2 separate regions of the Homo sapiens genome follow, and region 1 is linked to region 2. A link is a loop called in an ENCODE intact Hi-C map of the cell type or tissue named here. Cell type or tissue: dorsolateral prefrontal cortex. All regions are shown on one strand. Links, peaks and the distances in the headings refer to the core of each region. The heading gives the core; the rest is flanking DNA.

Region 1 (5,367 bases), core at 211-5,210, 110 kb before region 2:
AGATTTCATTTCCTGTTTTTTTTTTTATTTTTTCTTCTTTTTAATCAGCAAAGGAAAAATGGCAAGAAAACCAAGTCTCTTATCTTATAACTACACATTTTAGGGGAGAATGCATATTGAAACATTTTCAACATTTGCTGTTAAAATGAATACAATTTTACAAAAAGAACCCCCCCCCACACACACAAAGCATAAAGTTCTAGGCGATGATGAGCCCCTCATTCAGAAATGGTCCAGGCTTTGCCTCCGGGAGCCCGTTGGCCCCAGCCTGCTGCTGTTGGCAACCGCAGTGCCGTTTCCCTCACACATCTCTCATCACTATGGTGATTCTTGTTAAATAAAGTGAGCAGTCCCGATCATGTGCACTAGTGCCTTCTTCTGCGTTTAATCTGTGGCTGTCAGTTTCCACAACCCATCTATTCAATAAAGATTTGTTGATTATCTACTATGTGCTTGGGCCCAGTGACGCAAAGATGAATAGGACAAGATGCTTGCCCTTGAGGAAGCTTCATGTAGGGGAGAAGAGGCAGAACAGTTAGATTCCATGGATCCTCTGGCATTTGGAGTCCAACTTTACATGTTTTTGTGAAGTGACTGAATTTAACAATGTCTTATGCTTGTATAATTTTTCAAAAAATATGTTTAACTTTCAAATGGGAGATGCATGACATAGTTCAAACCATCAAAATGATATGAAAAGATATCCCCACCTGCTCATTCTCCTTCCCCCACCTCCCCCTCTAGGCAACCTTTTTCTTTGAGACAGTCTTGCTCTGTTGCCCAGGTTGGAGTGCAGTGGAGCGATCTTGGCTCACTGCAAGCTCCGCCTCCCGGGTTCACGCCATTCTCCTGCCTCAGCCTCCCGAGTAGCTGGGACTACAGGCACCCCCCACCACGCCCAGCTAATTTTTTGTATTTTTAGTAGAGACGGGGTTTCACCATGTTAGCCAAGATGGTCTCAATCTCCTGACCTTGTGATCCGCTCATCTCGGCCTCCCAAAGTGCTGGGATTACAGGCGTGAGCCACCACACCTGGCCATATATATATATATATGGAGTGTCGCTCTGTCACCCAGGCTGAAGTGCAATGGTGTGATCTTGGCTCACTGCAACCTCTGCCTCCCGGTTTAAGCAATTCTTCTGCCTCAGCCTCCTGAGTAGGTGGGATTACAGGCATGCGCCACCACGCCTGGCTAATTTTTGTATTTTTAGTAGAGACGGGGTTTCACCATGTTGGCCAGGCTGGTCTTGAACTCCTGACCTCAGGTGATCTGGCCGCCTTGGCCTCCCAAAGTGCTGGGATTACAGGCGTGAGCCACCGCGCCCGGCCGAGTCAGAATATTTCTAACCCTTTCTTATTTCCCAGTACCAACAAATATTTGCACCCTTTTTTTCAAAGTACTGTATTTGTTTTTGGGTACTATTAAAGTTTCTATTCGCAAAAGGAAAGCCACCCGTCAGTGGACAATGTGGTACACTTGCTGTGTGGTGTTCAGATGAGAACGCACTGAGGGAACTAAGTGTCGCAGGGGTGATGTGGAGGGCAGGCTGGCTGGGGTCCACATTCAAGCTGTCGAGCACCCGGAGGGAAGATCAGGGCCAGACTGTGAAGAACGTGAGCTGCCATGCACTCAGAGCTCTGGGTTTTTCCTGCAAGCAATGGGCAGCCACAGAGGGTTTCACAAAGGAGGAAGGAGGAGGCCAGAACTCCGTTAAGGCAGATGTGAATTCCAGTGGCTGTGAAGGATGGGGAAGAGACTGCAGTGATTCTGTAACTTTTAATTGCTCCATTTACCTGCTATGGTAGCACATGAATGCTACCACTCCTTACATGACATGGAGGGGCCTGGGGAGAAACCCTGGGGACGAGGAATCTCTCTACAATGCTTTCCGACTGCAAAGGTTGAGGGCCACTTTCCCACTGGCTTCCTCAAGAGCGGTCCTTGTCATCGCCATGCAGTGCATGTTGATTCAAACACTATGTGAGTCACTTCAGGCTCACAGAGCAGCTGGTGCCTCAGAACCAGGGCTCCGTATCCTCGAATCGAAGCGTGAGATTGTTTATCCCTTTCAAGGGAGCAAACCATTAGTGGGGCAATACCTTGTTCCAGACACGGTGAAGAGGGGGCGGCAGGGCTGAGAAGAGAAGCCCAGCTTCCCGAGGCTCTGCTCAGCTGCCTTCTGCCCACCCAGTGGCCCTGCCAGCTGTGTTCGTCTGGCTCCTCAAGCAGCGATGCTGTGTGCGGTTTCCATGGCAGTGGGCCCCGGAGGGCAGCCGGGGACACAGCCAGGTGGCTCGCAGCTCACCTGACTGGCTGTTGGCAGGAGGCAGGCGGCCTCCTTCTGCTCCTCTGTTCCTGGAGCTTTCAGAATGTCTTCAGTTACTCCCTTTAGGAGTCTGATCTCTGTGTGAGAGAAACTTAAAGTTCTGGGCTTATAAAGGGTACACTTTATCTCCGAGCGATTGCCTGGCAGTCATGCAGAATGCCAGGGCGGAAAAGTACCGGGAAAGCGCACATCTCTGCAAGGGAGGCTGGAACTCAGGGGCCCAGCTTCCCACGGTGGGCAGCAAGAGCACGCTTTGCACAGAGGAAAGACAGGCTCCGCCTGCAAGGGCCACAGGATGACCTTCACAGGGCCATTGGCACCCGGCCCTTGGGGCTCAGGGTCTGGCATCTTTGATTCATGAACTCAAGAAAACTGTGTGGGTCAGAGTTGCCTCCTGCAGCACACAACTGCTGGCTTACTCACTGTCTTCGCTCCAGGGAGGACTCATCACAGGGTTATTAGGAATCCAGAATCTAGTGGGGGAAACAAAAGCTCTCAAACAGAGAAGAAGTCAAAGTCAGGTCCAAGTTCACGTTGAGCCTTTTCAGCAAGTGCTTCCTGCTCCAAGTTGTAGGCTGTGGCTGCTGAGCTCCCAGCCTGGGGTACTGGGCAAGCCAGGCATGGGGCTCGGCCCTCAGGGTGGGTTCTGGCAGACCACAGGCTTTATGCGAGGAGCTAACACTTAAAAGAATTGCTTGACAGGGATGGAGAGAAAGGCCTGGGGCCAAGGACTCAGGCTCTGTCTCCAGAAATGAAGATGTTCCAGCAGTTTCCATCCAATAGAGACATGAATGTTGGGTCCGCTGGAACACGAGACAGAGCAAAGCTCTTCCTATCTGCTTAGGACCCTAAAGAAATGGCCCTGGGGCCACCTGTTCTTCTAGACTTGTTGAAGGATCAACAGCGGAGTGAAACATATTTTAGTATCAAGCACCACCGGGAAACAAAAAATAAAACTCACTGGGCCGGGCGCGGGGTCTCACGCCTGTAATCCCAGCACTGTGGGAGGCTGAGGCGGGCGGATCACGAGGTCAGGAGATCAAGACCAGCCTGGCTAACAGGGTGAAACCCCGTCTCTACTAAAAATACAAAAAATTAGCTGGGCGTGGTGGCGGGCGCCTGTAGTCCCAGCTACTCGGGAGGCAGAGGCAGGAGAATGGCGTGAACCTGGGAGGTGGGGCTTGCAGTGAGCGGTGATCACGCCACTGCACTCCAGCCTGAGTGACAGAGCGAGACTCCATCTCAAAAAAATAAAAAAAATAAAAATAAATAAAACTCACTTGAAGACCACACACGAGACAAAAGCAGATTTCGTTTTCTTAAGGGGCAACATCTTTTTTGCGCTAATCACCTACCATTAAATCATGAACAAAGACAGTGAAATTCCTGTTGGTAACCCCCAAACTAATTAAGTACATTTCTTGGGTTCTGTATTATGAGCAGTTAGAGGAGACGGAGAGGGAGGGGTAAGTCCATTCAATCGCACTGCAGGAAAACAGTTTTGAAGTACTTACTAGGTTTTAGGTTCCAAAGTAGGAACTGAGAGACCTAGCCCATGTCCCCAGTGGCTGGGGTTTGCTGGGCATTCAGGAAAGCAAGCGGCCAGCCAGTAGGTAGATGGAGGCCCAATGCCCTGGTCCTGGGGCAGCGGCTGGAATGAGAGGGCCGGCCGGCATGGGGGTGTGGACTCCATGTTGCCCACAGAAGAGGCCTTTAAACAGGACAGATGGGATTCTCAGAGACCACCCTGGCTGGTGGCTGGGGCAGGGGAGATGAGACTGTCATGGAGACAGAGAATCTAGTGAGACGTCTGCAGTGGAAAGCCAGAGGGCAAACAGTGGAGGTGTGAGTGGAGGGTGGGTGCGAATTCTCAAAACCCCTGGGCTGGCCCAATGCCTGGGTATAGGAGGAGAGAGAGGGAGGAGCCTGGCCAGACTCCGCAGCTTCTGGCCTGGGCAGCAGCAAGGAAGACCATGCCATTCACCAGGATGAGGACTGGGAGGGCGCCTCGGGGGGTGTGTTGGTGTAGGATAGTGGGAAAGAGAATGATGAGTTTGAATTTAATTGATTTTATTAGGTAGTGTATTGGTCAGGGCTCTACCACAGAAACAGAAGCAGTATGTATATCCATATATACAGAGAGAGAGAGATGCATTGCAAGGAACTGGCTTCCCCAAAGGTGGGGCTGTCAGGGCAAGTCAGGAATCCGTAGGCCAGGGCACTGGAAGGGCAGGCGGGAACTCTCTGGCAGGCGCCGACGCTGCAGTCCAGACAGGGTTTCTCCTTCCTCAGGGAAGCCTCAGTTCTGCTCAAGGCCTTTCATCCTATTGGATGAGGCTGACCCAGGTTACCAAGGATAATCTCCTTTTCTTAAAATTGGCTGACTGCAGACGTGATTTGCATCTACAAAATGCCTTACAGAACACCTAGGCTAGTGTTGAGTTTGTTAGAATCAATTAAAATGAAGACCAGGTCTGAAGAATCCTTGAGCAGACAAAGCCAGTTAGGCCTATATGCGACCTTCACCTTGTTTGATTTGCAAACATAAGTGAAACTTAACTTGAGCTATTTCTTATAAATGTCTATGTTAAAGAGAAACAGAACTTAAGCTCAACTAGTCAGAATCAGCCAAAAAACTTCTCATTATATAACTAAGGACTTTCCAGTGGGATAGACCAAATAAGGCAACTTATAATTATAACCAATTAAATATTTTCTCAGCATCTCTTCCACATTTACCCTAAAACATCTGTGCCTCTGCGTCCTCAGTGCAACCCTCCAACCACCTCTGGTTTGGAGCTGCCTGATTCGTGAATCACTCTTTGCTCAAATAAACTCTTTAACATTTTATTGTCTTGGTTTACTTTTTTAACAGATTAAATAACCGAGTACTATTGTCTAGCCAAGTTGACACCTAAAGCTGACCATCGTGGCCAGGTGCCGTGGCTCACATCTGTAATCCCAGCACTCTGGGAGGCTGAGGTGAGAGGATCACTTGAGCCCAGGAGTTCAAGACCAGCCTGGGGAACACGGCAAAAC
Region 2 (5,367 bases), core at 210-5,209:
GCCCTCTGCCCCAACGTCCTCCGTGCCCTCTGCCCCGACGTCCTCTGAGTCCTCTGCCCTGACGTCCTGCGTGCTCTCTGCCCCAATGTCCTCTGAGTCCTCTGCCCCGACGTCCTCCGTGCCCTCTGCCCCGACGTCCTCTGTGCTCTCTGCCCCGATGTCCTCTGAGCTCTCTGCCCTGATGTCCTCTGAGTCCTCTGCCCCGACGTCCTCCGTGCCCTCTGTCCCGACGTCCTCTGTGCCTTCTGCCCTGACGTCCTCCAAGTCCTCTGCCCCAACGTCCTCCGTGCCCTCTGCCCTGACGTCCTCTGAGTCCTCTGCACCGACGTCCTCTGTGCCCTCTGCCCCAACGCCCTCTGAGTCCTCTGCCCTGACGTCCTCCTTGCTCTCTGCCCTGACGTACTCTGTGCTCTCTGCCCTGACGTCCTCCAAGTCCTCTGCCCTGACGTCCTCCAAGTCCTCTGCCCGGACGTCCTCCGTGCCCTCTGACCTGAAGTCGGGGCCGCCTGACTGGACCATGACTCTCCACCTATGCCTGGCTGCCGAACAGCGTGAGGGCACTTCTGAGGGGGCAGAGAGTCCCTTGATGGGCCTGCCGCAGCCCTGGGCCTGGTGTGTCTCCCTTTGTCCCTGCTGGCCTCATCCATCTGACTGCATGCCTTCTGTACCCTGTGTCCTGGCTCCCTGCCTCGGCCCCTCTCTTGCAGTGGGACAGGGCACACACCCTGGACCCCGACGCTGATTGGCTGGGTGCAGACCTCGTACCCCAACACCCACAGCCCTGCCCTGTTCCCAGCTCCCAGAACACACCCTGGTCTCCTTCCTAGGGATTGAGACTCAGAATATGCAGCGTCCTCGTGAGCCACCTAGATGTCCTACTCACCCAGGCCTGTGGGGCCCTGCTCTCAGGCACCCCTTGCCAGGGTGTCCTCCTGTGTGAAGGAGCCTGCCTGCTTGGGGTGTGGAGCCACCCCAGGCTCCAGCTTGTGAGCTGGTCCATGAAAATTTGGTGCCTTCCTGGAGAGAGAAGCCTGCCGGCTTGGTAAGTGGGCTCAATCATGTGTTCCCTGGGGAGCCCTCCAGAGTCTGTCTGAATTGGAGAGGGAGCTCAGGTTATGGGAACCCATCTTGGCGGCCTGGCAGAGCCGTGGGCGTTTGAATTAGGATTCTTGGCTGCAACTGTCAGAAGCTGGCTCAGACCAGCTGACGGGCTCTTAGAACCAAACTGTTGCTGCGTCCAAGGGGCCCCGGCAGTAGGCGCAGCATGTCCAGACCCTCTCTCGTCCACTTCTGGGGCCTGGCCCAGGCCAGCTTCTTCCCCTCTAGGCTCCCGACAGTGGCAGACCCTCGCTTCAGAGCCGCTCCTCCAAGAGGAAATGTGCCTCAAGCCTTAGGTCCAGTCGGAAAGCACTGGGGAAGGATGCTGATTGGTCCGGCTTGGGCCGAACGTCCAATCCTGCCGCAGGAGGTGAGGCACTGCATTTGATTGACAGCTCTCCGCCCTACCACTGCGAGAGTGCGCAGCGTCCCAAAGAGGGCGAGGGGTGGTGTGGACAGCTCTGTCCCTTATCGAGGGGGAGCACTGAGGTTCCTGGCATGTGGTCGAGACCCTCCTCACAGCTGTTCAGGTGTGGGACGGGAAGACAAAGAAGACCACTGGTCTCACAATTTGGGACACAGCAGAAGCCCACGCTCCTGGTGCCGGCGTTGACATGTGCTAGCAATGACGGTGCCCCCATAATGGACAGGCCCTGTGCCAGGCGCTTTAAATGAACAATACCGAATAGGCCTGAACCTTCCCACAGGTATGACTATTCCTATTTTTAATAGGAGGAAACTGAGGCTCAGAGACTTAAAGTGACTGTAAGAGGCCAAAAAATTACCAGCCTGGCAGAGCTATAGCTGAGTCAGGGTCTGCCCAGCTCCAAAACCTGGGCCCTTCCTCCAAAAACGCTGCCACCCACAGACAAGGCCAAATAGAAAGAGAAGACTCTTCAAAATACAATGTGATGGAAACAAAACAACACACCGTAAATGTAAAACAAGAAAAATATGCCAGATGAAATGAGCCAACAGCTTCCTCAATCAATGGGCGAGATAAAACAGGAAAGGAGCTACAAAGATTTCTGAAAAGTTAAAAGTCGGGGAGTAAAGAGCACTAGCAACGGAGCAAACAAGGCCAAGGAAACTGAAATAGGGGACCTGAACATACGTGAGCCCAGAGCCTCGGGAAGGGCTGGAGCTGTGCGGTCTCCGGGAGTCTGGAGCTGGGCTCCGGCCTCCTGCTCCCCTTCCCCGGGGCCCAGGGCTGGCAGCCCCACACTGGCAAGGGGCTCAAGGAAGTTCTCACAGCCCGCCAGGATCCCTGGCTCTGGAATTGGGCACCCTGACCACACAAGCTGATGACACAGGGAGCGGATACACTGGGCTCTTGCCCAGGTCTGGGTTCAGTGCCCACTTCTGTAGCTGATCTAGGTGAATGAGGATGATGCTTTCCTGGTTCAACTACTTGGCATCTCCATGAAGGATCCTGCACATGCATCTGCTTACAGACTCCTGTCAAATCATAACTGCTCACATGGCAGACAGGCTCCCTGCAGTTTTCCCTGATCTAAGAGGATTAACTAGGAGGGCAGCAGACCTGGGGGCCTGTGGTGGTGGGTGGGGTCTTTAACCTGGATCCCATTCTCAGCCTCCCCCACAGGGGTCTGTCTCTGGCCCAGGAGGCCTGCCCAGCCCATACCAGCCTGGGTGGAGGCTGCAGGTTCAGTGGCTCCTGAGTCAAGCTGGGACTAGCTGGGCTGTGGTGTCTGGGAGCAGTATCTTCTCAGGAGCTTGCAGACAAGGGGATGTGCGTGTTGTTGCTGGGATACCGTAGCACTCTGGGAAGCTTGGCCCAGCTGCTCACTGGCAATGGCATTGATTTTTACCAAAGGGCTGTGCCATCTGTGTGGCCCTGCGGCTCCTGTGTCTGGGCAGGCCTGGGGCCTGGGGAGCAGGGGCTGGTTGCCAGGGGGCCAGAGAGCTCAGCTCTGAGCTGAGCATTGAAAGGGAGGCCTCTGCGGGGCTACAGTCCTTGGAGGGCAGCTCCTCTCTGGCCACCACTCCCTCACTCAGCACTCTCTCTGTGCCAGGCATTGGGAATGGTGCAATCAACTGCTATCCTCACGGGGCACAGCTTCTAGCTGGGGACACCAATGAGGCACACACAAGCCAGTGTAGGTGCTGGCGACCTTGGACAATTGTTGTCATGGCTCTGAGCCTTAGTTTTTTCATCTGTAACATGAGGATGGTTAAAATAGTTCCCACCTCTGAGGGATGTTGAGAGAAATGAGTGAGTTAAAGCATTTAGAATACTGCCTCACATGTGGTCAGTGCTGGACCAGTGTAATGGGGCGAATTGTGTTCCCCTACAATTCAGCGGTTGAAGTCCTACCACCAGTAGCTCTGAGTGTGCATAGATTAGGAGATAGGAACTTACGAAGTCATTAAATTCAAATGAGGTTACTCATCCAATATGACTGATGTCTTTATAAGAAGAGGAGTTTAGGACACAGACACACAGGGACAACCATGTGTGGAAGCTAGGGGAAGGCGGCCACCTGCAAGCCAAGGAGAGAGGGCTTGCAAGAAACCAACTCTGCCAACACCTTGAACTCGGACTTGCAGCCTCCAGGACTGCTAGACAATGGTTCTGCTGTTCTAGTCCCATAGTCCTTGCGGCTCTGTGATGGGAGCCCAGCTGATGAACACACACAGTCGTGCGGCTCTGTGACGGGAGCCCAGCTGATGAACACACACAGTCGTGTGGCTCTGTGTTGGGAGCCCAGCTGATGAACACAAGTGCTAGGCATCGTTGTTAGGTCCCGGGTGCTCAGCCCAAGGCAGCACAGCAGGCACTGGGAAGTCCGGGGTCTGAATCCTCAAGAGGAGATGACCAGACAGGGTGGCTGCAGAGAGAGCGAACGTCCTCCGGAGCAGAGGGCCCTCTGTGTCGAGGGAGTGGCATGGAGCTGCTCCCTGGGGAAGAGGGGGACTCTGCCGTTGCTGGGTGTGGATGGGGTCACCTGGAGGTGGCTCTGCACCTCGCGCTCCTTCCTGGCGTGGGAGTGGAGCCAGTGTGCGGGTGGCGTGTGGGACCCCCTCTCGGTGGGGGCCCGGCCTGCTCAGTGGTGCTGTTGTCTGTGCCATGTCCATCGTTCCCGAGGTTTTGCTGCTACACAACACAGCAGGCACATTCGTGTACAGGCCCTCTCTTGGGTACATGGTCGAGGTAGAAAAATGGGCATGTGGATTGTGAATTTTAATAGGTTTTTCTTTTAGACTCATCTTTTTAATGACATCTTAAAGCAGGGCCCGTGGGGCCTCTGGGCTCAGCAGCTGTGATGGAGGAGGCCCCCAAAGTCCCCCAAGGCAGGTTACTGCAGGAAGGCGCTATGAGGGGGCTCTGAGCTCCTTCTCCATTTCTTCCTATAATATCAATGGGGCTGGGATGGGGGTAGTGCTGAGGGTGAGGCAGACAGGAGACCACCTCTTCCAGCATATGGATAGAAGAAATGAGAAGGGGGCTGGGGGCTAAGAACTGGGAAAAGAGAAACTGCTAAGCTAGGGTCTGTCCCCCACACCTCTAAAATCTGCAGCCAGCACCTGGGAGCCCCACGTTCAAGCCCCCAGCTCTTCTCCCGTCCAGCTGGTGCCAAGCTGATAATCGCCACAGTGGATGGGTGAACCCATGCTGCTTTTTTTCAATGATCTTCCTGCATCAGACCTGGAGCTCCAAGGCAGTGAAATTGGGGATCTCCAGCTTGACCCTCATAGGAGGCCAGCTCCCATCTCCTTCTCCACACTGGGGAGGCTAAACAGAGCAGGCACACATCAGGTGCTCCTTGCCCCTGGGGAAGGCCGTGTGACTCCAGATGACTCCAAAGAAATGTAACCAGACAATTGTCCCTGATCTCTATTCCCTCAGCAGCGCTGGAGAGGACCCTTTTCCTGAGGCCGGGCACTGCTGTCCCAGTTGAGGAGGGACAAATGCCAGGGTTTCGTGTGCACATCCCTGGAGAGGGGTTGGGGCCCCACATCTCTGCCAGGGTTTACGGCCTCTCCTTCTCTTGAATGGATAGGATTGGGCTAGAAATCAGAGGGGACCTGGGGGTGCCACAGGATTGGGCTCCGGGCCTAGGCCTGGGAGAATGAGATGGGGCCTGCAGATGGGGGTTAAAGGCCCCTCCCCCAGCCCAGGAACGGCAAAGGAGAAGTTGGAGAAGAAGAGCAATAATTGAACGCCTGTTATGTATGGACGCTGTGCCAGGCACTGGCAGCCGAGATCTGGGTGAGACCCCTCATGCCCCATCTGGGGGGCACACA

Evidence for each region. A loop is a pair of places that touch in the nucleus more often than their neighbours do. Peaks named below come from ENCODE experiments on the same cell type or tissue, not always from the same donor. Only the 100,000 strongest peaks of a DNase experiment are listed, where the experiment ranks them.
Region 1: a loop joins it to region 2, with 2.0 times the contacts of the local background. A loop is called at or near these places in 1 of 110 quality-filtered maps.

What each region holds. Positions count from the first base shown.
Region 1 is chr5:179,483,593-179,488,959 of GRCh38, reverse strand. No RefSeq gene overlaps it. Among named protein-coding and RNA genes, the nearest start is that of RUFY1, 64 kb to the left of the region's middle. In dorsolateral prefrontal cortex, for the core only: no CTCF peak of the experiment used is centred there; DNase peaks (open chromatin) are centred at 1,992 and 2,525; H3K4me3 peaks cover 370 bases; H3K27ac peaks cover 550 bases.
Region 2 is chr5:179,369,436-179,374,802 of GRCh38, reverse strand. LOC124901149 (a long non-coding RNA gene) reads right to left here and starts at 1,372. Exons shown (of 3, transcript XR_007059083.1): 1 at 884-1,372. In dorsolateral prefrontal cortex, for the core only: no CTCF peak of the experiment used is centred there; DNase peaks (open chromatin) are centred at 1,152, 1,422, 2,878 and 3,790; H3K4me3 peaks cover 656 bases.